Regions from separate parts of the Homo sapiens genome. Here regions 1, 2, 3, 4, 6 and 7 are each linked to region 5. A link is a loop called in an ENCODE intact Hi-C map of the cell type or tissue named here. Cell type or tissue: mammary epithelial cell. All regions are shown on one strand. Region 1 overlaps ITCH (itchy E3 ubiquitin protein ligase). Region 2 has its middle 50 kb from the start of ASIP. Region 3 overlaps NCOA6 (nuclear receptor coactivator 6). Region 4 overlaps PIGU (phosphatidylinositol glycan anchor biosynthesis class U). Region 5 has its middle 9.9 kb from the start of AHCY. Region 6 overlaps ITCH (itchy E3 ubiquitin protein ligase). Region 7 overlaps ITCH (itchy E3 ubiquitin protein ligase).

The links. Peaks named below come from ENCODE experiments on the same cell type or tissue, not always from the same donor. Only the 100,000 strongest peaks of a DNase experiment are listed, where the experiment ranks them.
Region 1: it touches region 5 in a loop (9-fold over the local background); 77 of 110 quality-filtered maps call a loop at or near these places.
Region 2: it touches region 5 in a loop (4-fold over the local background); 25 of 110 quality-filtered maps call a loop at or near these places.
Region 3: it touches region 5 in a loop (5-fold over the local background); 56 of 110 quality-filtered maps call a loop at or near these places.
Region 4: a loop joins it to region 5, with 9 times the contacts of the local background. A loop is called at or near these places in 4 of 110 quality-filtered maps.
Region 6: a loop joins it to region 5, with 7 times the contacts of the local background. A loop is called at or near these places in 15 of 110 quality-filtered maps.
Region 7: a loop joins it to region 5, with 5 times the contacts of the local background. A loop is called at or near these places in 10 of 110 quality-filtered maps.

Annotation. Positions count from the first base shown.
Region 1 is chr20:34,471,004-34,475,003 of GRCh38, forward strand. It overlaps ITCH (itchy E3 ubiquitin protein ligase), which reads left to right. Exons shown (of 25, transcript NM_031483.7): 16 at 441-512. It also overlaps the pseudogene FDX1P1. Among named protein-coding and RNA genes, the nearest start is that of MIR644A, 6.7 kb to the left of the region's middle. RefSeq lists a silencer at 2,347-2,436 and an enhancer at 3,085-4,000. In mammary epithelial cell, a CTCF peak has its summit at 2,471 (motif pointing left); no DNase peak of the experiment used is centred here.
Region 2 is chr20:34,189,082-34,193,081 of GRCh38, forward strand. It overlaps a transcript of ASIP not described here. Among named protein-coding and RNA genes, the nearest start is that of ASIP, 50 kb to the right of the region's middle. In mammary epithelial cell, a CTCF peak has its summit at 1,700 (motif pointing right); a DNase peak (open chromatin) is centred at 1,700.
Region 3 is chr20:34,767,652-34,771,651 of GRCh38, forward strand. NCOA6 (nuclear receptor coactivator 6) reads right to left here. Exons shown (of 15, transcript NM_014071.5): 5 at 813-935. Among named protein-coding and RNA genes, the nearest start is that of NCOA6, 56 kb to the right of the region's middle. In mammary epithelial cell, a CTCF peak has its summit at 2,238 (motif pointing left); no DNase peak of the experiment used is centred here.
Region 4 is chr20:34,577,129-34,581,128 of GRCh38, forward strand. All of the region lies in intron 10 of PIGU (phosphatidylinositol glycan anchor biosynthesis class U), which reads right to left. Among named protein-coding and RNA genes, the nearest start is that of MAP1LC3A, 20 kb to the left of the region's middle. In mammary epithelial cell, a CTCF peak has its summit at 2,154; a DNase peak (open chromatin) is centred at 2,263; H3K27ac peaks cover 843 bases.
Region 5 is chr20:34,311,265-34,315,264 of GRCh38, forward strand. It overlaps a transcript of AHCY not described here. Among named protein-coding and RNA genes, the nearest start is that of AHCY, 9.9 kb to the left of the region's middle. RefSeq lists an enhancer at 334-932. In mammary epithelial cell, a CTCF peak has its summit at 1,591 (motif pointing right); DNase peaks (open chromatin) are centred at 1,627 and 3,397; H3K4me3 peaks cover 195 bases; H3K27ac peaks cover 1,818 bases.
Region 6 is chr20:34,388,706-34,392,705 of GRCh38, forward strand. The region is part of intron 2 of ITCH (itchy E3 ubiquitin protein ligase); the gene reads left to right. Among named protein-coding and RNA genes, the nearest start is that of ITCH, 27 kb to the left of the region's middle. In mammary epithelial cell, no CTCF peak of the experiment used is centred here; a DNase peak (open chromatin) is centred at 2,276; H3K27ac peaks cover 2,407 bases.
Region 7 is chr20:34,425,208-34,429,207 of GRCh38, forward strand. All of the region lies in intron 7 of ITCH (itchy E3 ubiquitin protein ligase), which reads left to right. Among named protein-coding and RNA genes, the nearest start is that of MIR644A, 39 kb to the right of the region's middle. In mammary epithelial cell, no CTCF peak of the experiment used is centred here; no DNase peak of the experiment used is centred here.

The sequences.
Region 1 (4,000 bases), 160 kb after region 5:
TCAACTATTTCTTATGTATAGATATTTACTGGAATTAATGATTTTTTATGGGTTCTAAATCAAATGAATGCCCTAGTCAAAGTTACTGTGATGAATATTTTTACACTTGAAACTCTTGTAATTAACTGGACCCATGGAAGCAAGAAGAATCTGGATTAACTGTTGGAAAATAAGATTAAGTAAAGATTTATTTGACACATTATTAAGTAAGCAGTGTGCATATGAGATCAATCTTGTGGTTCTTCTGTTTGCATATATTAATCTGTAATTAGCATGAATACTCACAGATGCATTGGTAAACATTATTGAATATAAATTTATATTCATAGTCTACTTGTTTCTGTAAGGAAAGATAAAAGTAAATAAAACTTTCCCCTTTTGATTTTTTTGATAGGCTATTTTAATGATGAGAGTTGACTTAAGTCATTCTTCTATTTCAGCAACTGGCCATGCCACAGCACATAAAGATTACAGTGACAAGAAAAACATTGTTTGAGGATTCCTTTCAACAGGTACTGTTTCATTCTCTCAATAATTTCCCCCCTGGCTGCTAGCTTAGGACCCGCTTTTGGTGCTGTCAGTTTAATCTGAATGGTTTGGAACTTCTTGAGTTGAAGTCCTTGAATTTTTCAAGTGCGATCTCATTGCCAGCCACCTTAGGGCTTAAGGGGTGTGTGTGTGTGTGTGTGTGTGTGTGTGTGTGTGTGTGTGTTTCAGGTTTCCATTTCTAAACTGGTATGATTTGAAATAAATGCATAGGTAAGATAATAGGTTTGTGTGTGTGTGTGTGTGTTTCAGGTTTCCATTTCTAAACTGGTATGATTTGAAATAAATGCATAGGTAAGATAATAGGTTTTTGGTAGCCAAAGGTCTGGAAATACCCATATGAACATTATCAGATTGTAGAAAGGAGAGGGGAAGACTTGTTTTAACACTTCAGTATTACTTGGATTTTTACAATAAGCGTATGTTACTCTTAACAGGAAAAAAAGTGGTCATTGGTGACAGTATCTAAAAAAAGATATATATGAGTTTTCAGAAGTAGTCAGCAGATTTTTTCACTTGTCTTCAGAACTTGAGTTAATTTACTCGCTGGGCACGGTGGCTCATGCCTGTAATCCCAGCACTTTGGGAGGCTGAGGCGGGTACATCACCTGAGGTCAGGAGTTTGAGACCAGCCTGGCCAAGATGGTGAAACCTTGTCTCTATTAAAAATATAAAAATTAGCTGGGCCTGGTGGCTGATGCCTGTAATCCTGTAAAGCTACTCAGGAGAGTCACCTGAACCTGGGAGGTGGAGGTTGCAGTGACCCGAGATCGTGCCATTGCATTCCAGCCTGGGCAATAAGAGCAAAACTCCATCTCAATTTAAAAAAAAAAAAAAAAAAAAAAAAACTTGAGTTAGTCTACTATTCGCCTTTATCTTGCAGATATTACTAATAACCTACTGCAACTAAATGTTAAAATGATTGTGTTATGTAGAAGATTAAAATAACTAGTGAAAAAATGTCTTAAAATGAAAACATCTGGTTAGTCCTTGTTTTATAGCCAGATGTGGAAGTGATTATTTTCAAGCACCAGTGGTATTGTAGCAACTACAGCTTCAAGAAGTACGGAATTGAATGCAAAGGGAAAAGAGGTTGAGACAGTTGGTGGTAGCTGGCTACTTGCTTTCAGAATCAGTTTTTTTCATTTCCTAATGGAACGTCAGTTATTGACATTAAAGGAAAAAGCCAGTTGGCATCCTGCTATGTAGGAGCAGAAAACTTTTTAGTGGGAAGTGGAGCTTTACTGAGGCCATTTAGAGAATTATGAGTCATCCCCTTGATCTGATGTAAGTGTCACAGGCCATTCCCCACCCTAGTCCTTGCCCATTTCTAATTTTATGTTCATAACCACCCTTTTATCACTCTGTTGGACGAGTTTCTTGAAGCAACTTGCTTACCTCTTACCAGTCCTGGAAAGATGCAAAACATGATTAAACTGTTCCTTTATCTTTTGACTTTGAAACCTAAAGTCTTTTGCAAAATAACTGACTAGATGGTTCTAAAACAGTTTTTAAAGCTGTCACCCTAGATTTGACATCCATCAAATAACTGGTTAATAAAAATATAAGAGAACAATTTGATTGCTTAAAGGTAACAAAACTAATTGCAAAATTAGCATCAGATTTTCTTTGGATAGTTGTTGGATAAAATTGCTCTGGGATAGTGTTTCTTCTGTTAACACAGCACAACTGGTTATGGGGGAAAGTACAGGAGAAAACAATTTTTTTTCCTTCATATTAGACATTTGTTAAAAGGAATTTTTTTTTAACTTTTATGGATTTATTTATAGTAAAGATAAGGATACAAATGTCTTCCACACATATGTGGTAATCTGTGGTGCTCGCCACTCCCTCCCTCCTGGGACTGACACACTGCAGCCCACGCTGCTCACCCTGGAGCCCCATCCTTGCATGAGAGAATGGCGCCACCTGGGGCTGTGCGACCTGTCAGCCTGCTCATTCCCTTCTCCAGCTCAGGACAGAGAAACACAATTCATTCATAAGGTTTCCATTCTGTTATAGGCAGAGATTTAGAAATCAGCATTGTTTTTCAAAGAGTACAAAGTTAAACCATTCTGCTTAGAAAAGAATAAACCCATCCAATCATTTTTCCTCTAGTTGAGTCAAAACAGAGATCAAACTTCTTTGATAGTGTTATGTCTGTGTTCAGACTTAGACTTCAGAATCAAAATTTTGAAATATTTATGAGGTTAATAACTATCTTTGAAGTTAAGCAGTTTACTGAGCAATTAAATATTTTTGTCCATACACATTCAGATTTAACTACTGCTATAAATTGTCGTAATTTCTCCAGTTTCAGTCTGAACATAATAGCTTATAGTAATAAGACACAGGTTCTAGTACAGATTTTCCAATTAGTGGTATGGCCCTAAACAAGCCAGGTTAGATCTCTGCCTTCACCTACATCAAACAGGAATAATAATATATTTCCTTAACCTATCTTCTAGGTAAACAGATGAGATTATATGAAAACATTTTGCTAAAGTCGCTAAACAAACATAAGAAAAAATATGTAAGGTTTTTCTATCACATTAACTATTTTTTAATATCTGACTGACATTTTTGTAATATAACCAAAATAAAAATTGCATACTTTCTTTTTTTTTTCTTTTATTGATCATTCTTGGGTGTTTCTCGCAGAGGGGGATTTGGCAGGGTCATAGGACAATAGTGGAGGGAAGGTCAGCAGATAAACAAGTGAACAAAGGTCCCTAGTTCTCCTAGGCAGAGGACCCTGCGGCCTTCCGCAGTGTTTGTGTCCCTGGGTACTTGAGATTAGGGAGTGGTGATGACTCTTAACGAGCATGCTGTCTTCAAGCATCTGTTTAACAAAGCACATCTTGCACCGCCCTTAATCCATTTAACCATGAGTGGACGCAGCACATGTTTCAGAGAGCACAGGGTTGGGGGTAAGGTCACAGATCAACAGGATCCCAAGGCAGAAGAATTATTCTTAGTACAGAACAAAATGAAAAGTCTCCCATGTATACTTCTTTCTGCACAGACACGGCAACCATCCGATTTCTCAATCCTTTACCCACCCTTCCCCGCTTTCTATTCCACAAAACCGCCATTGTCATCATGGCCCGTTCTCAATGAGCTGTTGGGTACACCTCCCAGACGGGGTGGTGGCCTGGCAGAGGGGCTCCTCACTTCCCAGTAGGGGCGGCCGGGCAGAGGCACCCCGCACCTCCAGGACAGGGCGGCTGGCCGGGCGGGGGGGCTGACCCCCCCACCTCCCTCCCGGACAGGGTGGCTGCCGGGTGGAGACGCTCCTCACTTCCCAGACGGGGCGGCTGCCGGGCGGAGGGGCTCCTCACTTCTCAGACGGGGCGGTTGCCAGGCAGAGGGTCTCCTCACTTCTCAGACGGGGTGGCTGGGCAGAGATGCTCCTCACCTCCCAGACGGGGTCGCGGCTGGGCAGAGGCGCTCC
Region 2 (4,000 bases), 120 kb before region 5:
TTGAGTATTCTCTAATTCTCACAACGACCGTGAGGCATTTTTCAGATGAGAAAACTGAGGTTCAGGGAGGTTAAACAAAACCTCAAGCAATAAGGAGCAGAGCCACGGTCTGGTGCCTAGAACTTCTGGCCATGTGGGTAGCTTAACTGCTCCCCCTAAGGTTTGTTTTCTTTTTTTTGAGATGGAGTTTTGCTCTTGTTGCCCAGGCTGGAGTGCAGTGGCGTGATCTCGGCTCACCGCAACCTCTACCTCCCGGGTTCAAGTGATTCTCCTGCCTCAGCCTCCTGAGTAGCTGGGATTATAGGCATGCACCACCACGCCCGGCTAATTTTGTATTTTTAGTAGAGACGGGGTTTCTCCATGTTGGTCAGGCTGGTCTCAAACTCCCAACCTCATGTGATCCGCCCACCTCGGCCACCCAAAGTGCTGGGATTACAGGCATGAGCCACCACACCTGGCCCTGCTCCCCCTAAGTATTAGGCAAACCCTGGAGAAGCCACACGGATGAACAGCCTGAGGAACTCAAGGGAGCATGTGAATAGGTGCACAATAACACATTATAACACAGGGAAACTCTGAAATACTATGGGAGGAAGTACGTTCAGAGTAGGTGAGACCAACTGAAGGAAGTGGGGACTCTACCAAAGGAGTCACCTCATTGCATTTATCTCTGCCTTGCATTCTACCCCTCTGCCTTACAGACCTCCTTGTAGGGCCAGGTCAGGCTTCATGTCTCCCACCAACCCCAGTCACTCAGAAAGGAGCAAGTACTCTGGTTGCCATATTTCTGTCTCTGGAAAGGATGCCTGTCTTCCCAGTTGGGAAGACCATTCCTCAGCTCGGTCCGGTGGACTGCTGCCTGTAGGACATGCAGAGGCAGGCAGGCTGCATCTGCTTCTGGAGATAAGCTCCCGCTGCAGAGCTTTTGTCAGGTTGGCCACTGTCCCGCAACAGCCTTTCTAACCCAGCGCCATGGACCAGCTATGCTCTTCACCAATAGCCTAGGCAAGAGCTTCAAGTGCTCTTAGGAGTCATTCCGTGTGATGCTAACCTGGGGCTTCAAGCCTACCATTGGGAATCACTATCCCTTGTGACACTGTGTCCAGGCCCCACCTCCTGCCTGTCCGATAGATTGGATTTCTTGCAGTGTTGGCATCATCCCAGTCACACCTCGTTTTACCAGGTATTTTATAGAACCTCCCAGATGAGAATTAAGATAATGAGTATGAAAGATAATGAGTATGATAATGAGTTGAGAAATTCCAAAGCCCCAGAAAAATACATAAGATGATATCACCAAACCTTTCCGCCCACTCTAGAGTGTAGTCCTTGGAACTCAGCCCTTGTCACTATTCCCATTTTCCCTGGGTGATCTCATCTGTTCCCCTGGTTTTAATTACTACGTATATGATAATAACACTCCTATCTGCATGTCTAGTTTAGATCTCTCTCCTGACCTTTAGATTTTTATTTTGACAGATTCCTAGATATCTATATTTCAGTGTATTCCACAGATACTTCAGAGTAAACAGAACTCACCCCCTTCCTCACTAAGGCTTCCTCTTCCTTCGGAATTCTGTATCTCATCAAGGTTTCTGATGAGTCTCCAAAGAGCTCCAGCCGGAAGAAACACACACATCCCATGCAGTCTTTTCTCCATACCAAGTGCAGAGCTGAGCTCTGGTGTGGCCACCGGGAGGCAGTGCAGACTTGAGGATGTGTTTCGCAGCAAGGCTTCAGGAGCCCCAATCCTGAGCAATCCCAGTCCTGCATGCAACTTCTGCCCAGCTTCCTTTCCTCTCTTTTTCAGGGAATGTCTTTGTCTGAGTCCACCATTGACTCAGGCTCCTATTGAATTGGTAAGGGAGGGACTGGAATGGGGCCCAAGTGCAAAGCTCCTTCACAGAGCAGCATGCACCCCCATATGCACATATCCTGGAACACTGCCTGCCTTCAGCTCCTGAGAGGCACAGTTCAACAAATCAAGCTGGAGGCTTCTTTGAGCCAGGAAACCTAAAAGACTTTAAAGGAAAGTGTGGAGCCTGGTGTTAAACAGGTATTACTTTGTTCCCTGACATACAGGTGGTGGAAATGTCACATTTCTTTAATTTTCTAAATTAAATACCCTTGGCTTCCATCCAACAATGAGTAGCAAATCCAATCTTGGTCCTTTATCAGGAGCTTACACATACTGGGGGGAAGATGTCTCTTAGATGAGGGTGCCTGTCACCCCTGGCGCTCTTTGCCCAAAACAATTCTACGACCCTTTCTCCAGGTTTCTCTATGGCATGAAGACCTCTGCTGAGGCTCGGGATCAGCAGTGCCTTTGCTTACCTCCCTGAGCACACTGTCATCCCCATTGAAGGCCCTCTGGTCCCAGCGGTCTGTGGGAGGCCTGGAGCAGGACCTGGCCACAAAAGGAGGCTGCAGTGCTCCTCAGCACCATGCCTCAAAGCCAGGCTCAGGAAATTCTCCTCTGCCCTCTTCTAATTCTACAAATCCTTCCTCCTCTCAGACAAAACAGTTTTATTGCCTCTAAGACTGGGTTAATTTTTTAAAACAAAAGCTTGTTGATTTCTTTCTTCGCTTTATTTCCTTCCCTCCCTTCCTTCCCTCCCTCTTTCTTTCCTTCCTTCCTCTCTCTCTCTCTTTTTTTTTTTTTTTTTTGACAGAGTTTCACTCTTGCTATCCAGGCTGGAGAGCAATGGCACAATCTCAGCTCACTGCAACCTCTGCCTCCCAGGTTCAAACGATTCTCCTGCTTCAGCCTCCTGAGTAGCTGGGATTACAGGTGCCCACCACCATGCCCAGCTAATTTTTTCTATTTTTAATAGAGACGGGGTTTCACCATGTTGGCCAGGCTGGTCTCAAATCCCTGACCTCAGGTAATCCACCTGCCTCGGCCTCCCAGAGTGTTGGGATTACAGGCGTGAGCCACTGTGCCTGGCCTGATTTCTTTCTTTTTTTTTCTTTTTTGGAGATGGAGTTTCGCTCTTGTTGCCCATGGTGCAATGGCCCGATCTCGGCTCACCACAACCTCTGCCTCCCAGATTCAAGTGATTCTTCTGCCTCAGCCTCCCAAGTTGCTGGGATTACAGGCATGAGCCACCAAGCCCAGGTAATTTTGTATTTTTAGTAGAGACGGAGTTTCTCCATGTTGGCTGGTCTCAAGCCCCCGACCTTAGGTGATCCACCCACCTTGGCCTCCCAAAGTGCTGGGATTACAGGCATGAGCCACTGCTCCTGGCCTCTTTCTTTTTTGAAACAGCGTCTCGCTCTCTTGCCGAAGCTGGAGTGCAGTGGTGTGATCATAGCTCACTCCTAGGCTCAAGTGCTCCTCCTGCCTCAACCTCCTGAGATTATAGACATGAGCCACCACACGCAGCTCAATTTCTTTTCTTTGTTTCTTTCTCTTTTTCCTTTCCTTTTTTTTCTTCTTCTTTTTTTTTTTTTCCTGAGATGAGAGAAAGCCTGATCTCCAGAACAAAAAGCCCTGGTTACCCTTTGGGATTGGGAGTGTGGAGGAAGATAGGAATGGTCTATTCTTTTGTGAAGAACAGAAATGGCAGACACTACAGAAAATCAGTCAATTTCTCAACCAGGTTACCCTCCCTGCACTAAAGTGGTGCTTACCTCATACCTTGTTGCCAAAGTTTGGGGCCTGCCTCAGATTGGTGATGCATCAGATTGGAAGTAAGCAGCAAACTTGGATCCCCCAAGCTTTAAAACATTTAAAAAAATTTTATGGATACATAATAGTTGCACATTTTATAAGGTGCATGTGATATTTTCATACATGCATAAAATATATAATGATCAACTCAGGATAATTGGGATATCCATCACCTCAAGCGTTTATCATTGTGTTAGGAATACTCCAACTCTACGCTTTTATTTTGAAATATGTAATAAATTATTGTTAACTATAGTTGCCCTTTTGTGCTACCCAACACTAGATCTTATTCCTTGTATCTAACTGTATTTTTGTACCCATTAACCA
Region 3 (4,000 bases), 460 kb after region 5:
ACTCTGGTAGAGTGGGAGGGGAATGACTGGGTAAGCAGGTTCTTACTCTGCTTCAACCACAGCAGCTGTGCTTTTCTGTTTTATTTGAATAAAGGGTCCTGAAGCTGAAAAAATTGGAAAGCCACTAGTGCAGTGAAAAAAGCACTGAACTGGGAGTTAGAAGATCTGTGATACTAGTTTATCGCTCCTTGACCCTGGGCAAATCACTTCCTTTATGTGAGTTCCACAGCTTCCTCTGCTTTAAATGACAGCCAACTCAATTCTAATATTCTGAGATTCAATCTCAGAATATTGAGTTCAATCTCTGAAGAAGAAATTTCAGGATTACTAGAAAAGGAAGCAATTTATAACTCTCAAATTCTAAATACATAAAAACACATATTCTCTCAGATACATCTTCAGATTCCACATAAGCACACAAGAACTCAATTCACAGATATTCTCTGCCTCAGAGAAAGTGGGAGTTGGAAAGCTACATTCTCCATTGTACTATTAAAATAATGAGGGTAGAAAATGTCTCACTTATTTCTATTTCCAACAGCACAGGTCATGTCACACAACAGGAAGTCAATAAATGTTTGCTGCATGGCTCAGTGTTCATCAACCTTTAAGCACGAGACCAAAAGATTGCAAAGATGCTTCATGCTGTGACCTCTAGCCTCCGGGAAGGACTCATGTCTAGCTTTCCTGATTCAGCAAATAGAGATGTTAAGTATGCCATGAACCCCCACCTATCTTGCAGGGCTCAAATGATCAAATAAGCCAAAAAAGGAAACTAGTAAAATGTCATACAATTGAGTGGGAGGTCTTACCTGGACCACTTGCCATAGGAAATCCCGCCTCCATCCTAACTGAATTTCCAGCTCCCATGGGTCCATTCATTCTCACATCTTGGCTTCGGTTCTGAGCCAAAGCCAGGTTAATAGCACCTTCCCCTGAAAATGAGTCAAGTGATAAAAAGGAAATCATTAGAATAAAATGCAAATTTTGTTTATAGACAGCTATATAAGTGCTTTAGTTTTCTGTGCTTTTGAAGAATTATGGTTAGTTTACCACCAGAAAAATGGTGGGTTCAATGTAGATGGGTCTTTCTTCAACCCATCTAAGCAGGTTTCATGAAGCACAAGGAGATATAACCAATTCTTACTTGTAATAGGGAAGCAGGGTGACCATGAATGATGCTTAGTATCAACAGAGATCCTGGAACTCTGAATATTTATTTTCAACCATCTTACCAATTGTGTGTGTGTGTGGGGTGTGTGTGTGTGTAATGGAAGAAAATGTTCTCAAAAACTCTCAAAATCCTAGACTTCCTTTTGGTAATTTATGATCAGAAGGTAGACACTAAATATAAGTAGGTTTAAAGAAGAAAGAACCTATACTGGTGTGGGGACACTAACACTTGTGAACAAAATACCAATTCCATTCAATAACTGCAATATAAACATATTTCCAGCAGGAAAAAAATCATGCAATGAAGAGGAGATAGGTTGCTACAAATCTACTTTCTGAGACACCTAATGACAGGACCAATACTTTTATAGGTTTTTGTTTTCTGAGATGGGGTCTCACTTTGTCACCCAGGCTGCAGTGCAGTGGCACAGTCATATAGCTCACCACTACCTTAAATTCCTGGGCCCAAGGGGTCCTGCTGCCTCAGCCTCCTGAGTTGCTGGGACCACAGGCGCACATCACTATGTCCGGCTACGTATAGGATTTTTTTTTTTTTTGAGATGGAGTCTTGCTCTGTCACTCAGGCTAGAGTGCAGTGGTGTGATCTTGGCTCACTGCAACCTTCATCTCCTGGGTTCAAGGGATTCTCCTACCTCAGCCTTCCGAGTAGCTGGGATTACAGGCGCCCACCACCACGCCCAGCTAATTTTTGCATTTTTAGTAGAGACGGGGTTTCACCACGTTGGCCAGGCTGGTCTCGAACTCCTGACCTCACGTGATCCACCCACCTCGGCCTCCCAAAGTGCTAGGATTACAGGCGTGAGCCACGGTGCCCAGCCTGCATAGGATTTTTAATTTTACCTTATTTGAGCTTCACAGTACCCTCATAGGTAATGTTACTAGAAGTGTTCCAATTAAGTAGACTCTAAACTTAGAGGCAACTTAAATCTTACTTGGTCCAATGATAAAAACGTCTCTGAAACAAGCAACAGAATGTTTCTTGCACTTAATCCAAAATTTTGACTATTGTTATTGTAAGAGAGCACCACCTTGTGGAGAGTTAAAATATAGCTAGTCTGTGGCTGCTGAGCTGAAAGGCTGCACTCACCCAAGTCCTTCTAAACTGTAGGGTTCTGATTCACAGGGTCTGATGGTAAAACAGAAAGTTAATGAGGTATGGCAGTTTCCTCTGTTCTGTCACTGATCTAGGTCAGCCTTCCTTTTTTTTTTTTTTGAGATGGAGTCTCGCTCTGTCGCCAGGCTGAAGCGCAGTGGTGCAATCTCGGCTCACTGCCATCTCCACCTCCCAGGTTCAAGCGATTCTCCTGCCTCAGCCTCCCGAGTAGCTGGGATTACAGGCACGTGCCAATACAAGCAGCTAATTTTTGTATTTTTAGTAGAGACGGGGTTTCACCATGTTTACCAGGATGGTCTCGATCTTTTGACCTTGTGATCCGCCCAAAGTGCTGGGATTACAGGCGTGAGCCACCATGCCTGGCTAGGTCAGCTTTCTATGTCTATTTTAACCAGGGAGGTTCACTGGTCACAGGGAACAAACAGCCTACCAAAAAGGAAGCAATCACTGGGAGCTACCAGATGCTATAGCTTGCCTCTAGAAGTCAGGCGTAAAAAGAGAAACAGAATACAGGTCATGAGGGTTTCCATTAAAGGAAGGGAACTATTAATATACAAAATTTGTTAAGACATTCTAAGTAGAAAGAATATTGTTCTGGAAAAGGACATCAGTTCGTATCATTCCTTAAAAACAGTTCCATTGCTTCCCACTAGTTTAGAAATAAAGGCCAAACTTCTTTTTTTTTTTTTGAATCGGAGTGTCTCACTGTTGCCTGGGCTGCAGTGCAATGGCGCGATCTCGGATCACTGTAACGTCTGCCTCCGGGTTCAAGCGATTCTCCTACCTCAGCCTCCCGAGTAGCTGGGATTACAGGTGCTTGCCACCACGCCCGGCTAATTTTTGTATTTTTAGTAGAAACGGGGTTTCACCATGTTGGCCAGACTGGTCTCGAATTCCTGACCTCAGACAATCCGCCTGTCTTGGCCTCCCAAAGTGCTGGGATTACAGGCATGAGCCACCGTGCCAGGCCAGGCCAAACTTCTTAGCCTATACAAGGCCTTAAATTATCTACCTAGCCAAGTGTTGTTCAACAGAAATATAATATGAGCCACATATGCAATTTAAAATTTTCTAGAAGCCACAGTAAGAAACAGATGAAATTATCATTTATTTTACTTAATACATTCAATGTATTATTTCAACATGTAATTAATGTAAAAATTATTATTATTTTTTGAAACAGGGTCTCACTCTGTTGCTCAGGCTGGAGTGCAGTGGTGAGATCACAGTTCACTGCAGCATTGACCTAACTGGGCTTAAGTGATCCTTCCCACATCAGCTTCCCAAGTAGGTGGGACTACAGGAGTATGCCAACATGCCTGGCTAATTTTTTTATTTTAAATTTTAAATTTTTTGTAGAGACAGGGTATCACTATATTGCTCAGGCTGGTCTCAAACTCCTGTGCTCAAGCAATCCTCCTGGCCTCAGCCTTCCAAAGTGCTGGGATTACAGGTGTGAGCCACTCAGCCCAGCCAATGTAAGAATTATTGAGATATTTTACATTCCTTTGGGGAATACCAAATCTTCAAAATGTAATATGTATTTTATACTTACAGCGCACGTCAGTTTTAACTAGCCACATTTTCAGTGCCTAAAAGCAACATACAGTCTGTGGCTACCAATATTGGACTGCCCATATTTAGCCCTGTCTACCTCTTTAAACTCATCTCATGCTATTTTTCTCCTTCAAT
Region 4 (4,000 bases), 270 kb after region 5:
ACTAATAAATATCATTTAAAATAATTAAAAGAATACCTTTTTAAAAAGAACTTAGCACTGTGCCTGGTTCCCAGCAGACACTTAATGAATGGAAGTTCCCTTCTCTTCTCTGATACTGACCTTCAGGAAATCCCTTCTCCCAAGTGACAGTTTTGAGAGACTTAAAGGGTGGAGAAACTCCCAAACATTTAGGCCATTTATATTAGTTGTACAACTTAGTAGAGATGCTATACTGGGGGCTCATGCATTGCAAGGGGCCTAGATGATACAGATGATTCTCAACTCCCGCTACAAAACAAAATCACGGCCGGGTATGGTGGCTCACGCCTGTAATCCCAGCACTTTGGGAGGCTGAGGCAGGTAGATCACCTGAGGTCAAGAGTTCGAAACCAGCCTGGCCAACGTGGCAAAAACCCGTCTCTACTAAAAATACAAAAATTAGCCAGGCATGGTGGCGGGTGCCTATAATCCCAGCTACTCAGGAGGCTGAGGCACGAGAATTGCTGGAAGTGGAGAGGCAGAGGTTGCAGTGAGCCGAGATTGCACCACTGCACTCCAGCCTGAGCAACAGAGCAAGACTCTGTCTCAAAACAAACAAACAAACAAACAAACAAAACAAAATGAAATCACACGGAGAGCCCTCAGACTAGTCAAAGTCTCTAGGGTGGGGTTCAGGCATCCATATGAGGTTTTAAAAGCTTCCCAGGTAATTCCAATATGCAGTCGAGGCTGCGAACCACTGGATTACAGCTGCAGCCCCTTACAGTCTGCAACAGAGATGCCACCCAACTGTGTCAAAAGGAGAATAATCAGGACACGGTAGTTCACAGTTCTTTGTAAAGCTGAATGTTTTCAAGTTACAGTTCATTCTTTATTGAGAAATGATAGGTATCATTTTGTTGTTGTCATTAAAAAGTCCTTCATTTTATAACATGGGGAAGAATGGCTGGTAGTTGATTGTTTTAATGTCTTCAGCAAAATAAAAAGCTGGCAATCTGTCACCCGAGTTTATTGAAACATTAGTGGTCTAAGAAATCCCACAATTTGGACACTGGCCTGGAGGGCTTGCAAGATCCTCTTTTCTAATCTGAAGTTTCTCAATTCTGGGTTTTCAAAGATGAGAGGCCAAAACCCTGACTCAAGCCTCCTGAGACCTCCCAGGAACAAGGAGTCTTGCAAAGGGACGTTTTCACTGAGAATTACTATTATTATTAAACCATGTTACTACCTCAAGAAGGAGAACAAATGCTTCCCACTCCTCTAACCCAACATCACTATGTACATTTCTCAGTGGTTCTTTCTGATCCCCTGGAAATTATTTTGCTGAAAAGAATACAGACTATTCCCAAAATAAAATGTTTGCAGCCTGCCAGACCAGGTGGTTCTTGTTCTGTGCCTCCAGCCAGGGACACAGATTTCAGACAGGGTGACAGGAAGGAAACCAAGTGCAAAGAGACGAGAGAAGCTCACTGGCAGCCTCTGGGTGCTATCTCGAAGGGCTGCAAAGATACATTCCCATGCGGCTAGAGAACCATCACCAGCATGCAGTTGGCTTCTGGCCTGTGGTGACCTCTGCAGGAATGGGGAGCTGCTATTCACTCTTGCTGGCTGACAGGCCAGAAGATTAAAGCTATATATGCCAGAGCAGATGGAGCTGGAGACCTGGGGTACGGGACAGCTTGTTCCAGGCATCAGAAAGCGTCAGAGGTGACCAGGGCCTAACAAGGTGAAAGGCTTCACCCTTCATCAGACTTGCGAGGCCAGATGGAATCAGGTTCCCCACCACATTCACTGGGTGGCTTATCCAATCTCTGGCACCATGATTGATGAACTGGAACTTCAGGCAAGCCACTTTCCCTTCAGAGCCTCAGGCATTCGGAAAGAAAATCTCACCTGAAAAATCCAGTCCAATCAGAAGGGGAACAGGGGGGATTTGGGGACTTCAAAGGCCATGGTGATATTCCCTTTCTTAAACGAGGTGCCAAAACACGTGGGAATATATTTTATCATGATTCTTTATATGTATATCTATCAACATTCTTTTATCGCTATACAATAGTAATAAAAACAAAACAAACACACACACAAATCCAGCCCTTTGGTAACTGGCTCCTTCTGCTGTACCATGCAGGCTGGCATGGGTTCTGCCAGCAGGCTGTTCCCTAACACCACAATTGTGCGTCTGTATGACTCATCCAAGCTCCAGAGAGTCCAGCGTCTGGGACCTACACTCAGGGAGGGGCCACGTTCCTTTTCTCCTCTCCACTGCACAGGAAAACAGAAAGGTGAATGTGGGAGCATGCATGTTAGCGCTGACAGCTAATGTTTAAATGGAATTCCTAGCCACATTAAATATATTCAACGTAGGCTTAAACACGTCTCAACACATACATCCCACTCATAGGTCCTAAGGACCAGGGCTGATGCTGCTCCCAGCTAATAATGATTCACAGTTGTCAAGCCCCAAGCAGGTTCTCCAAGCACGTGTACTCCCTGCTGCAGGAGCAGTGAAGCAAAGGTGGACAGCTACTGTTCTCTGCAGGATCTTCAGACAACCTGAACCTGCAGACTATGTGCCCTGCCAGCCAGCAAAAGCAACTATTAGATCATTCAGGTTTCTGGAAACCCCATCCTTCTTCTTTGTGCCTCCTCACCCCAGAGGGCATAAAATAGTTTATTCGTCTTGAAAAATATGTTTATTCTGATGACTCTGGCTACCAAGCCCGAAGCTCTGATCACGGAACTATGTGAGAGACTCCCCTGCATAATTATTACTCACGATACTAACTGCAGTGCTATTTACAGATATTCTTTCTCAAACTTAACACACTCATGAGTTATTTTCTTTATTTGATTAATGGAAAAATCAGATGCTCAGAAAGGTTAAATGATGTGCCTAAGAACACATGGGGCTCGTAATGGCAATGCCAGGAATCGGAGTCAAGTGACTCTCCAGACTGCTCAGCAAATGGGATGAAAGACAGTCACTGAGAGAGAAAGAGTGCCCAGTGTGGGATGGGCAACCACAAAAATCCATTCTACATTCTTGAAATCCACTATCACAAACTGAGGCATGTCCATGTTTTGGTGGTCTCATGGTTTGTCACTGGCCACTCTGCCGAGGGGCCCCAAGCTGACTCTCAACCTGCTGGACTGGGTGACTCTTGTCTGTGCAGAGAGGATGTCACCACAGAAGACACTGCTTCCTCCTCCCAGTCAGGCCAGATGGGTCACAGCCCCACTAGGCCATCACCTGCAGGCGTAGCCCTGGCTCAGCTGCCCACACCACTGTTTACCTTCACTCAGAGGCACACTCCTATAGGTAGGCTGCTTCCCACAGCTAGTCAGTTTCACTTCCTGGTTGACACCCAAAACAACAACAAAGATTCACTTCCTCTGAAGCCTGCACTCCCTAGTTCATTCTTGACACCTTGCTGGACACCCACAGCAGGCAAGGAAAGTTCAACAGCTCCCTTCCATGCCTCGTTTAGAGAATCAGGTGGTGCTGGGCCACTGACACTGCCTCTTTATTGGGGAGGTTTAAAAACCCGCTCCACAAATGTTTGCAAGGTCTTCTATGTGTCAGCTTCAGTCCTGAGTGCTGGGGACACAAAGGTGAATGAGTTGTGATATCTACCCTGACGGAGCCCCCAAACAATGAAAAGAACCCACCATAGAGGGCTAAGAGCACTGGGGGCCTAGGCAGCACAGATAGGTCACCACTAAGCCACCTCTGAAGAGGGGATGGTTAGAGCTTAGAGGGGTTGTCACAGTGGGCAGGGAAGTCTAACTTTGCCCCTCTGCCTTCTAGTAACCTTTGGGTGCAGCGCTGGGGAATGGTTCAAAGCCCAGGGCATAGAGTTCTGCTGTCTAGTATGGTAGCCTAGCTACATGTGGCTTCTGAAATTTAAATTAAAAATTCAGGTTCTCAGGCACACAAGTGGCTAGTTACCCTATTGAACTGTGCAGACAGAGGACTTTTTCATCATCATAAAGCCCT
Region 5 (4,000 bases):
CATGCAGAAAATATACCAGGCTGGATGTACAAGAAACTGCTAACAGTGCTTCCCTGGGGATCCCCGCCCACGCCGCTGAAAGCTGCCCTGGACGTTAACTGTTGATGTCCCTTCTCCAGGTCCAGGCCCCAGTGGAGCTTCTGGCGGGAAGGTCGAAACCCCAGGCAGAAGCAGGTCCCGGTCCCTCCTCCCGACCTTTGTACCTGCCTTTTCCGTGTTTGCTTTTGCAAACAATTAGGTCCTGGGCGCGGAGGGGCGGAGAGGGGGCGGAGAGGGGGCGGAGGGCGCACAAGCCTGCCCTTTGGCCGCGGGGCTTTAGCCTGCCCTAGCTTCAGCATCCCCGCTCGCCTCCCGGCGGTCCTGCGTCTCACTCTGGATTAACTGGAGGCTTCGAGATGGGATAGAGAGGGGTGCAGGCGCTGAGAAAGCCCGCTGATGGGGATGGAGCCGGATTAAGCAGTTCTGTGGAGTTCCTCCCTTCTTGTCCACCCCGCTAGGGGTCTCTCCTTTCCCGCTGTATCCACGCCCCTCCCTCCAGGCCCCCTGGGCCCACCTCGAAGTCACCGCTGGGCTGGGGAGTACAGAGGTGGGGGACTTCTTAGAGACCCTGGGACAGGGCCCCCCTCTCTCCCTCAATCCTTCTCATCCCACGCGGCTCCGCTGTGAGTCGGGCGTCCCAGGAGCTGCCGGCCCACCCATCCGCGGGTTTCTTCCGTTGGGGGAGCCCTCCAGACTCGTAGAATATAAGAGAGCGCCCCTCCCTAGCCGCGGGCCATCTCTAAGCGACAGGCTTTAAGAGGCACCCCGAAAGGGGGATGTGAGGTGGTGTGGTTCTATATCATTATATCGAAATCATCTGATTATGTGCCTGTCCCATTACTTCCAGGAGGGACAGAAACCTGTATGGCTTTGCCAGCTGCTGTGTCCCCAGGGTCCAGCTCAGTGCCTGGCACACAGACTGCACACAATATTTGGGAATGAATTAATGTTCCCAGATGTCTGCCCCGGAACCCACGCTGTGGTGCCCCTTGGCTTCAGCCCACAGTCCTGGCTCTCCTCAGGGTGGAGCCAGGGAGTCCCCTAATCCAGGTCTCTGACGTCCCCCGCTGAGGCTGGATCGTTCCCCAGTGGGGCTGGATGGCCTCTGGGTTCACTTCCCAGCCTTGTCTGAGCTTCCACGCCCCTTTTATCCTAATATTTGCTAAGAGCCTCGTCCAGGGACCTTAGGAGTCACACAGCCAGGGGTTCTGCCCCTGCCCTTCATTTCTCAGATGATAGAAAAGCAAAAGGAACACTCTGAGAACTTGTAATGGGGAGGAGTGGGGGGTTGGTCCAGTCTGACGGGGCGGGGGCAGGGTGGGAGACGTCCTTGGAGCGAGATCTGAGGCAGAGGAGCTCAGTCCACAGAAAGGGAGCACGGGCTCCACGCTGCAAGAGTAGGGAGCTGTAAGGTGCCCTCCCCAGACGGCTCCATTTTGCCCACCTTCCTTTGCGGATAGCACCCCTGGACCTCCGAGGTCAGCCTGTGCCCTGCAGCTGGAGTCGCCCTTGACTCCACTGTGCCAGGAGAGGGCACCCTGCTCCCAGCTTTGGCTTCAGACTGCTGCAGTGCAAACTCTTCCCTCCAGGGGCAGGATTTGGAGCGCTGTGATGATAACCTCCCAGCTGCCCTGGGAGAAAGCAAAGTACAGCTTATCGCTCCCTCCCATAGGAAGAAACTGAGGTTCAGAGAAGAGCAATGAATGTTGCTAGTAAGTGGTCTTTGGACTTGTTTTGAAGGGGCTTTAGCCCTTGGAAGCATTTGTCGGGATGTTTTTGTTCTGTTCTGTTTTGTTGAGCCAGGGTGTCACTCTTGTTCAGGCCGGAATGCTATGGCACCATCAGAGATCACTGTAGCCTCAAACTCCTGAGCTCAAGCAATCCTCCTGCTTCAGCCTCCCCAGTAGCTGGGACTACAAGCATGCATCACCACATCCAGCTTTTTTTTTTTTTTTTTTTTTTTTTTTTTGAGACAAAGTCTCACTATGTTGCTCAGGCTGGTCTCAAACTCCTGGGGTCAAGCAATCCTTCCACCTCGGCCTCCCAAGTGCTGGGACTACAGGCATAAGCCACATTGTTGGGACTGCTGGGTGTTGACAGTGACACCCAGGATAATGATACTAGTCCAAATTTATTATATCCAATGCTCCACACACAATTCTAAGCTCTTTGAACTTCCCTGTAAGGTAGATGTTGCCCTACTTTATAGATGCTACCCTATAAGGTAGGTACCCATTTAACACATGGAAAAACTGAGGCTCCTAGTGGTTGATTTGCCCACAGTTAGGAAGCACCAATGCTGTCTGACTCCAGAGTCGCTGCTGGTAACCACTGGGCTACCCTTCCTGCAATCATGCTCCCTGCTGCAACCCCCATGCCAGACATGTTCATTTGAGTGTGCTAGAGGCAAGGACAAAAAAACAGGACAAGACAAAGTCCCTGCTCCCATGGAGTTCCATTCAGTGAACATGTTTACACCTACAGATACATCCATACAAACCTTCAAACACATACTCATTCACACATCCCACCATCACACACGAATACTCATGCTCATGCACCTATGTACATACATACTACAGAAATAAGGCCAGGTGCGGTGGCTCATGCCTGTAATCCCAGCACTTTGGGAGGCCAAGGCAGGTGGATCACTGAAGGTCAGGAGTTCGAGACCAGCCTGGCCAACATGGTGAAACCCGTCTCTACTAAAAATACAAAAATTAGCGGGGCATGCTGGTACACACCTGTAGACCCAGCTACTTACTTAGAAGGCTGAGGCAGGAGAATAGCTTGAACCCAGCGGAAGAGGTCGCCGTGAGCCAAGATCGCACCACTGCACTCCAGCCTGGGCGACACAGCGAGACTCCGTCTCAAACACACACACATGTATATCCACACTCATACACTTCATACATACATTCACACATTCTCAAGTACTCACACATATTCAGACCCTCACCTTTGCACACACTCTGTTAGGTTAGACAAAAATCAGCTCTTTTTATTTTTTAAAAAATTTTTGTAGAGTAAGGGTCTCACTATGTTGCCAATACTGATCTCAAACTCCTGGGCTTAAGCGATCCTCCCACCTTGGCCTCCCAAAGTGCTGGGGTTACAGGCGTGAGCCACCACATCCGGCTAAGATCATCCCTATAACATTGACCTGTGCTTTAACTGCCAGATACCTGGAGCCCAAGATTCAGCTAGTAATCTGAGAGCTGTTTGTGACACCACTCCCTTCCTCTTCCCTTCCATTGATCCCACAAACATTGTTAACTGCCCACTCAGGGCAGGCAACACAGATGACTCAGACCTGGGCCCTGCTCTCAAGGAATTTCCTAGCCAGTGGGGAAAAAAGACTCACCAATGTTCACGACACAGATCATGGATGCCAGGGCAGGTCAGAGCAGAGAGTCCAAGGTGGAGGGAGAGGGTGACTCACTAGGCCTAGGGGCTGTGGAAACCTCTCAGAGGAAGAGGCGTCCACCAAAGTCTTCAAAATGAGTCAGGTAGAGAGAGAACTGTGCAGGTGTGGGAATCACATTTGCAAAGTCATGGCAGAGTAAGAAAGTGGGGACAAAATAGCTGGGCACAGAGGCTCACGCCTGTAATCCCAGCGCTTTGGGAGGCCGAGGCAGGAGGATCACCTGAGGTCAGGAGTTCAAGACCAGCCTGGCCAACATGGCGAAACCCTATCTCTACTAAAAATATGAAAATTAGCCAGGCATGGTGGCGGGCGCCTGTAATCCCAGCTACTTGGGAGGCTGAGGCAGGAGAATCACTTGTATCTGGGAGGTGGAGTTTTTAGTGAGCAGAGATCATGCTACTACACTCCAGCCTGGGCGACAGAGCGAGACTCTGTCTCAAATAAATAAATAAATATAAAAACTGGGGGAGTTTGCATGGAGCCCCATATTTCCAGCTTCTCTTGAGAAAATTATCTAGCAACTAGACTTATGTT
Region 6 (4,000 bases), 77 kb after region 5:
AAAAGTATGTATTACAATCCAAAACACTCACCACTGTCTAACATTTCTCCTCCAAATGAGAGCACTAATAGCCTATTCAAAAGAGTCTCTAATTATGAATGTGAAGTTACAAAGAATGTTTTTTTGTTCTTAGGTCTATGAAGATAACACAAAGGCAACAAGTGAAAACACAATGCATAAAGTTTCACTTTAGTCCCCTTATAACAGAAAACAAGAGATGAAGATAAGAGCACTTTTGCTGTCCTAGAACTTAAAATGAAAATCTAAGAGAGACCCATAATATAAATACAATCATCCCTTGGTATATGTGGGGATTGCTTCTAGGACCACCACATATAACCACGTCAGTGCATGCTCTGAAGTACGCCCTGTGGAACCTGCGTATGTGAAAAGTCCTTCCCATAGACTTGGGTTTCACATCCCATGAGTACTGTATTTTCAATTGGTGTTTTTTATTTTTATTTTTTATTATTTTTTAAAAAATTTTAATTAAATAGAAATGAAGTCTCACTATGTTGCCCACACTGCTTTCAACCTTCTGGGCTCAAGCAACCCTCCCTGCTCAGCCTTCCAAAGTACTGGGATTACGGACGTGAGCCACTGCTCCTGGCCTCAATCTGTGTGTGGTTGAAAAAAGGCTGCATATAAGTGGATCTGTGCAGTTCAAACCAGTTGTTGGACAAGAGCCAACTGTAATTAGAATTATAAAAATTGATGCCATGCTCTCTGTGTGAGTAACAATGCAGTAAGAATATGCAGATTTTAGTCACTAATTTTGACTTCCTGGGAAAGGAACTGCAGACTAGATGCTACAAAAGAGAAACACTTGAGGGTGAAAAAGATTAACTGTAAGAAAATGGGAAAGAGACTAAGAAATCCAGTTTCTTAGAAAAACATATTCAGTAGAAACTTAGGAACAGAAGTGATGTCTTGGTTGGCCATGAGATAGTAGATCCCTACAACCACTAGAAAGTGTCCATTAGGGACATTATCCCTTTAGGGTAATGTGCAGGTGGTCATGTTTCAGACTTTATTACTCAAAGTCATGACCACTGGGGAGGTTAGATAAGCATCTTTTTAAGGGGTTATCTATGTTACAGGCATTGTTTAAAGACTCTGCTGAAGAACACCTTGGTATGCAGGAATCAAACATTGGTCAGGGCCAGGCACTTTGGGAGGCCAAGGTGGGTGGATCATTTGAGGTCAGGAGTTTGAGACCAGCCTGGCCAGCATGATGAAACCCCATCTCTACTAAAAATACAAAAATTAGCTAGGTGTGGTTGTGGGTGCCTGTAGTCCCAGCTACTGGGGAGGCTAAGGCAGGAGAGTCGCTTGAACCTGGGAAGTGGAGGTTGCAGTGAGCTAAGACTGTGCCACTGCACTCAGCCAGGGCAACAGAGTGAGACTCTGTCTCAAAAAAAAAAAGAAAAAAATTGGTTAGCATGATGGTTTCACTTCAAGATGGCATCACTCTTGCATGCAACAGGCAGTTTTCCTACAACTGTCTTTAATTCTGCAGATACTCTGTCAGTCTTTAAAATGAAACTATAAATTATAGATTATCTACATTTATGGATGAAGAAAGTGTGGCTTAGAGAAATTCAGTAATTTGCTCAAGTTCACAGAGTAACAGTTCAGGAATGTTGATCTAGATCTGTCTGACTTCACAGTTGGCATACATAATTACCATGCTATAATGTCTTCTGTAATACATGGTATAGAATTGACAAGAATAATCTTTTTTTTTTTTTTTTTTTTTTTTTGAGATGAAGTCTAGCTCTATTGCCCAGGCTGGAGTGCAATGGCACGATGTTGGTTCACTGCAATCTCAGCCTTCCAGGTTCAACGATCCTCCCGCCTCAGCCTCCCAAGTAGCTGGGATTACAAGCGTGTACCACCATACCTGGCTAATGTTTGTATTTTTAGTAGAGACGAGGTTTCACTATGTTGGCCAGGCTGGTCTCGAACTCCTGACCTCAGGTGATCCACCTACCTTAGCCTCCCAAAGTGCTGGGATTACAGGCTTGAGCCACTGTGCCCAGCCTAGATTTAATCTTTTTTTTTTCTTTTTTGAGATGGAGTTTTGCTCCTGTTGCCCAGGCTGGAGTGCAATGGCGCAATCTTGGCTTACTGCCTCCCGGGTTCAAGCGATTCTCCTGCCTCAGACTTCCGAGTAGCTGGAATTACAAGCATCCACCACCACGCCCAGCTAATTTTTTGTATTTTTAATACAGACGGGGTTTCAACGTGTTGGCCAGGCTGGTGTTGAACTCCTGACCTCAGGTGATTCACCCGTCTTGGCCTCCCAGAGTGCTGGGATTACAGGAGTGAGTCACCACGCCCGGCCTAGATTTAATCATTTTAACCATGTATGCAGTTGTAAATAATAGAACTAAGAATCTGGCGCTCAGGGGAGAGGATGGGACTTGAAGTGTGGATTATCTATTTTTTTCTACTCTGTTTTATGCTGTTTTTAAAATTGTACAAGTCAACAGTGATACATGTCCTATTTTTAGAACTTCAAACAATACATACAAAACTACAGTTCCCTATGACCACGTACTTGAGTACACAGGTGCCCTCCTCCTGAATGGAATGTATACTTTTTCTGCGTTTATTTACAAGTATTTGTACCCATAGGAATATATAGTGTTTTAGTTTGCAAAAATAATATCATACTGTACATACTGATGGGGTGATCATTTTGTGATCTACCCCACCCCAACTCATGCATGTTGTTCTGCAGCTTTAAAGATGTTCTTGGGATCTCTCAATTTCAGTCATTAATAAGTTACTTATTTTGATACCTGCATAGTAATCTGTTCTGTGGTATGAATATGTGATTTAATATATGAATATGCCAATTGATAATATACATTATTTCTAATTTTTTTGATATTATACAAATAGTGATTTTTATTCTTTTCAAGAATTTAAAATGCTTGGTGAATTTTAGTTATGTAAAACTAGTATGTATATGTACATAAATTATTGAAATTACTAGGATGTTTTTGGCAGAGCACCTCACAATTCTACCATAATGATTCTCTGTAATTATCTGGAGAGTCATTGTTCTTAAAAATGTTTGCAGTCTGTGCTTTCATTAATCTTTTCTACATGAAGTTAATTTTAGTTTTTAAAATATACTTAATTTTTGTAGAGATTTAAAATTTTTTGCAACTTTGTAATTAATGTTAATTTATATTTAGAATAATTTATACTGTACTATTAGGGCATTTTCTTGCAATAAATTATTAGTGGAGATGAGCGACTGTTGATGGAGATGAGTACCTTTATCATGCAGAATATCAGCAGCCAGATATTGGACTTTTCTCACTGCCCCTTAATTTACTTTTTTAAATATTGTCGTTCTATGGCAATCAGGCTTTTGGATATTGAGGAGGAAGTAATAACTACATAATGTGATAATGATGTCTTTGAGGACCCTTGTCCATAACAAGCCATTTGAATCAGAATAATATCTTGTGCAATATGGTGTTAAGGCTTTTAGGTTACATCTCATTTCTGAATGTATTCTGGATGACTTCTATTGACTTTATGATGTTTACCTTTCATATTTAAAATAAGAGGGTTCTTTTAGCAGATTTTGGTTATAAAACATCTGAAATAGTGTAATTTAAATAAACAAGGTAAAGGAAAAAAATATATGTATTATGCCAAGAAAATGAGCTAGTCCTTATGGTTGAGACGAAATTTTAGCTTTGAGCATTTTTGTATGTAAGCACAGAATGAAGTAGGTTGGATTTTATAGGGTTCATCTCAGTAGGAATTATTGTTCTATTTCATTTTTGCAGAATTGAGAAGCCATCATAATTGTTTTATATTTAAACTTTTAAACAGAAACCTAAATTTGCATAAAAACTCAAGACAGCGTTTACAGTTTCAAGGCATTTTGTTTGCCTTATTGTATTTGTGTACTTCTTCCATAGTGCCTGGCAAACAGTAAGTGCCAAGTACATTTAGTTTGATTTTATTTTTT
Region 7 (4,000 bases), 110 kb after region 5:
GTTAACAATATGTTTGCAGGCAGTATGCCTGGTAAAAGTCATCGCCATTCTCCATTCTCGATTAACCACGGACACAATGCACTGCAGAAAGCCGCAGGGACCTCTGCCCAAGAAAGCCTGGGTATTGTCCAAGGTTTCCCCCCACTGAGACAGCCTGAGATATGGCCTCGTGGGAAAGGAAAAACCTTACATCCTCCAGCCCAACACCTGTGAAGGGTCTGTGCTGAGGAGGAGTAGTGAAAGAGGGAGGCCTCTTTGCAGTTGAGATAAGAGGAAGGTTTCTATCTCCTGCTCGTCCCTGGGAATGGAATGTCGGGGTGTAAAGCCAACCATTCGTTCTATTCTGAGATAGGAGAAAACCGCCCCGTGGCTGGAGGTGAGATATGCTGGCAGCAATACTGCTCTGTTACTCTTTGCTACAGTGAGATGTTTGTGTAAAGTGAAACATAAATCTAGCCTCTGTGCACATCCAGACATAGTACCTTTCCTTGAACGTATTCATGATACAGATTCCTTTGCTCACATTTTTCCCTGCTGACCTTCTCCCCACCATCACCCTGTTGCCCTGCCACACTCCCCTCGCCAAGATAGTAAAAATAGTGATCAATAAATACTAAGGGAAATCAGAGACCAGCGCTGGTGTGGGTCCTCACACGTTGAGCGCCGGTCTCCTGGGCCCACTGTTCTTTCTCTGTACTTTGTGTCTGTGTCTTATTTCTTTTCTCAGTCTCTCGTCTCCACCTGACGAGAAATACCCACAGGTATGGAGGGGCAGGCCCCCTTCATCTAAAAGGTGTTGAAAGCCTTGGACTATGTGAATTAACTTAGACTGCTTATTGGTTATCCTGGAAATCGGTAACAGCAGATAAAATTAGGAAAGGAGATGATTCTGCTTTTAAAGTAGTGAGTGGCATGTCTTAACCACAGAGTGCAGTGATTATAAAATTCCATTTGATTCTTTGTTTTTCTCAAATTGCATAAGCAGTGAGTAGGAAGAAGATGATGAACCACAGGAGGAGTAGTCAGAAGGGGAGAAGAACGAGAAAAGTAATGTCACAGACTGTGAGGGAAAATTATCCACAAAGATGGGATGTTACAGTGTCAGATGCTGCAGAGGAGGATAGGTGAAGAAAGTAGAACAAAATACTGATGGTTGTTGAAGCTGTGCTGTTAGGTACATGGGAGTTTATTGTATTAGTCTATCTGCATTTGTCATCTATGGGTTGTTTTTTTTTTGTTTTGTTTTTTTGTTTTTTTAGATGGAGATTCACTCTTTCACCCAGGCTGAAGTGCAGTGGCGCGATCTCAGCTCACTGCAACCTCCATCTCCCGGGTTCAAGCGATTCTCTTGCCTTAGCCTCTTGTGTAGCTGGGACTACTCAAGACAGGCATACACCACCATGCCCGGCTGTTTGTATTTTTAGTAAGAGATGGGGTTTTGCCATATTGGCCAGGCTGGTCTTGAACTCCTGATCTCAAGTGATCTGCCTGCCTTAGCCTCCCAAAGTGCTGGGATTATAGGCATAAGCTGCCATGCCTGGCCGATAGATATATGGAAGTTTTTTGGTTTTTTTTTTTGTTTTTTGAGGTGTTGTCTCACTCTGTCACCCAGGCTGGAGTGCAGTGACACAATTTTGGCTCTCTACAACCTCCACCTCACAGGTTCAAGCAATTCTCCTGGCTCAGCCTCCCGAGTAGCTGGGATTACAGGCACCCGCCACGATGCCCAGCTAATTTTTTGTATTTTTAGTAGAGACGGGGTTTCACCATGTTGGCCACTATGGTCTCATTCTTCTGACTTCGTGATCTGCCTGCCTCAGCCTTCCAAAGTGCTGGGATTACAGGCATGAGCCACTGCACCTGGCCAATATATGAAGGTTTTCATAATAAAAAGTTAAAGACAACTCATCAAGATCTTTAGGAAAATCAAAGTTTATAAAGCTGTTGTGTCTTACCTAATAGGTATCTGCTTTCACATTCTTATGATGAAGAATCATCTATACTAATCTCACGAGATGTAGAATATTAAGGAGCAGTAACTTCTTGCCTAGAAAATAGCAGATACTTTTATTCTTTACTGTGATTAAAATCAATGGGGCCGGTCATGGTAGCTCACACCTGTAATCCCAGCATTTTGGGAGGCCAAGACAGGAGGATCACTTGAGCCTAGGAGTTTGAGACCAGCCTGGGCAATTGAGTGAGACCTCATCTCTACAGAAAACAAAACAAAACAGAAAAATTAAAATTAAAAAACGGTAGTTAGGCCTGGTGGCACGTGCCTGTAGTCCCAGCTGTTGGAGTGGGGAGGGTGCCCAAAGTGGGAGGATCACTTGAGCTGGGGAGATCAGTGAGCTGAGATCGTGCCACTGTACTCAGAGTGATGACAGTTAGACCCTGTGTCAAAAAAAAAGAAAAGCAATAGGACAGGTTTAAAAAATTACATAAATATCTGTAGACTGAATACTATTATGTCTCTTTTGTCTTTTTTTAGTATTATTATATTTAGTAGAAGATTTCTTGAATTCCTGAAAGTTCCCGCATAAAATGTTTTAGTATTTCAGTTTGCTTTGGTCATTTACCTCTTCTTTTACACAATAAACCTGTATCTTTGTATAATAAGTGGGTATGTAAAAGGTTCTGTTATGCCAGTGTGTTGTTGCTTGTTTGTTTTCTGCAAGTCTCTTTCTTAACAGTATTTTCATCAAACCACTTGTACTCTGGACATCTTTAAATTTATTATAAAGGCATTGCTGGATCCCCTACTTAATGCTATTTAATCAATGCTTTTTATCTTCCTAAGTGAATCATTGTCATAAATAATTTGGGGAACAATGTCTTCTGGGTTTCTGAGACTGCCTGACAAATCTTTGAGTATGTCTTTTGTGTTAAGCATAAGTTCCTGTGCATCAGCTTTTATTCCAGAGCACACACACCTTTGAGATGACAGGTTTGAAAAGCATTTTGTAAACTGTCAAAAGCTGTTTAAATGTTACTACACAATAATGAGTAGTAGTCATAGCTGTGACTGCCTTTTCTCCTTTGCTTTTGTTTGCAGATTTCATGACTATAAAACTAAAAGGCAGGGAAGTATATATGTAGTGGACAGGTGCTTCGCATCCTTCCCTCCATCCTCATAGTTATCGTTTAGGAAGTTTACTAATAGCCTTAGGTTATTTTAGCTTTTGATCTTAATTCAAGCACTGTCTGTATCATAAATGTGTTTATTGATCTGTTTTCCCCACAGCATGTCTGGATGTTTTATGTTTCTCAGTGTTGTCTTCTGTTTATTTGTTTATTTTTATGAAGTACCAAGATTATTGGTGCCTGATTTTCAAGATTTTGTCGTTAGATGTGCGTTCTTTTTTTTTGTTTTTAAGTTTATTATTATATTTTAAAGACAGGCTCTCGCTCTGTTGCCCAGGCTGGTCTCAAACTTTTCACCTGAAGCATTTGCCCTATCTCGGCCTCCCGAAGTGTTGGGATTACAGACATGAGCCACCACGCCCAGCACATGTGCCTTCTTGATTGTTACTCTTTGATTTGAACATTTATGACCTGATTGTACTATAATAGCATTTTGGTTGTCTGAGGTTCTCTATCCTGTCCATAACTTATGAACTTATTTATAGGTCAGATGTATATGTATGTTGAAATTAGCAGATGTTTGTAAGATTGTGGAATAGGGGAACAAAGTTATAGTAGCACATAATTAGCAGCTAATTGCTTTTCTTTTTTTACTTTTTTGTTTGAGACCGTGTCTCGTTCTGTTGCCCAGGCTGGAGTGCAGTGGCGTGATCTCAGCTCACTGCAACCTCCACCTCCCGGATTCAAGTGATTCTCCTGCTTCAGCCTTTCAAGTAGCTGGGATTATAGGCATGCACCACCACGCCCAGCTAATTTTTTGTATTTTTAGTAGAGATGAGGTTTCACCATGTTGGCCAGGTTGGTCTCGAACTTCTGACCTCAAGTGATCTGCCCACCTCGGACCTCCCAAAGTGCT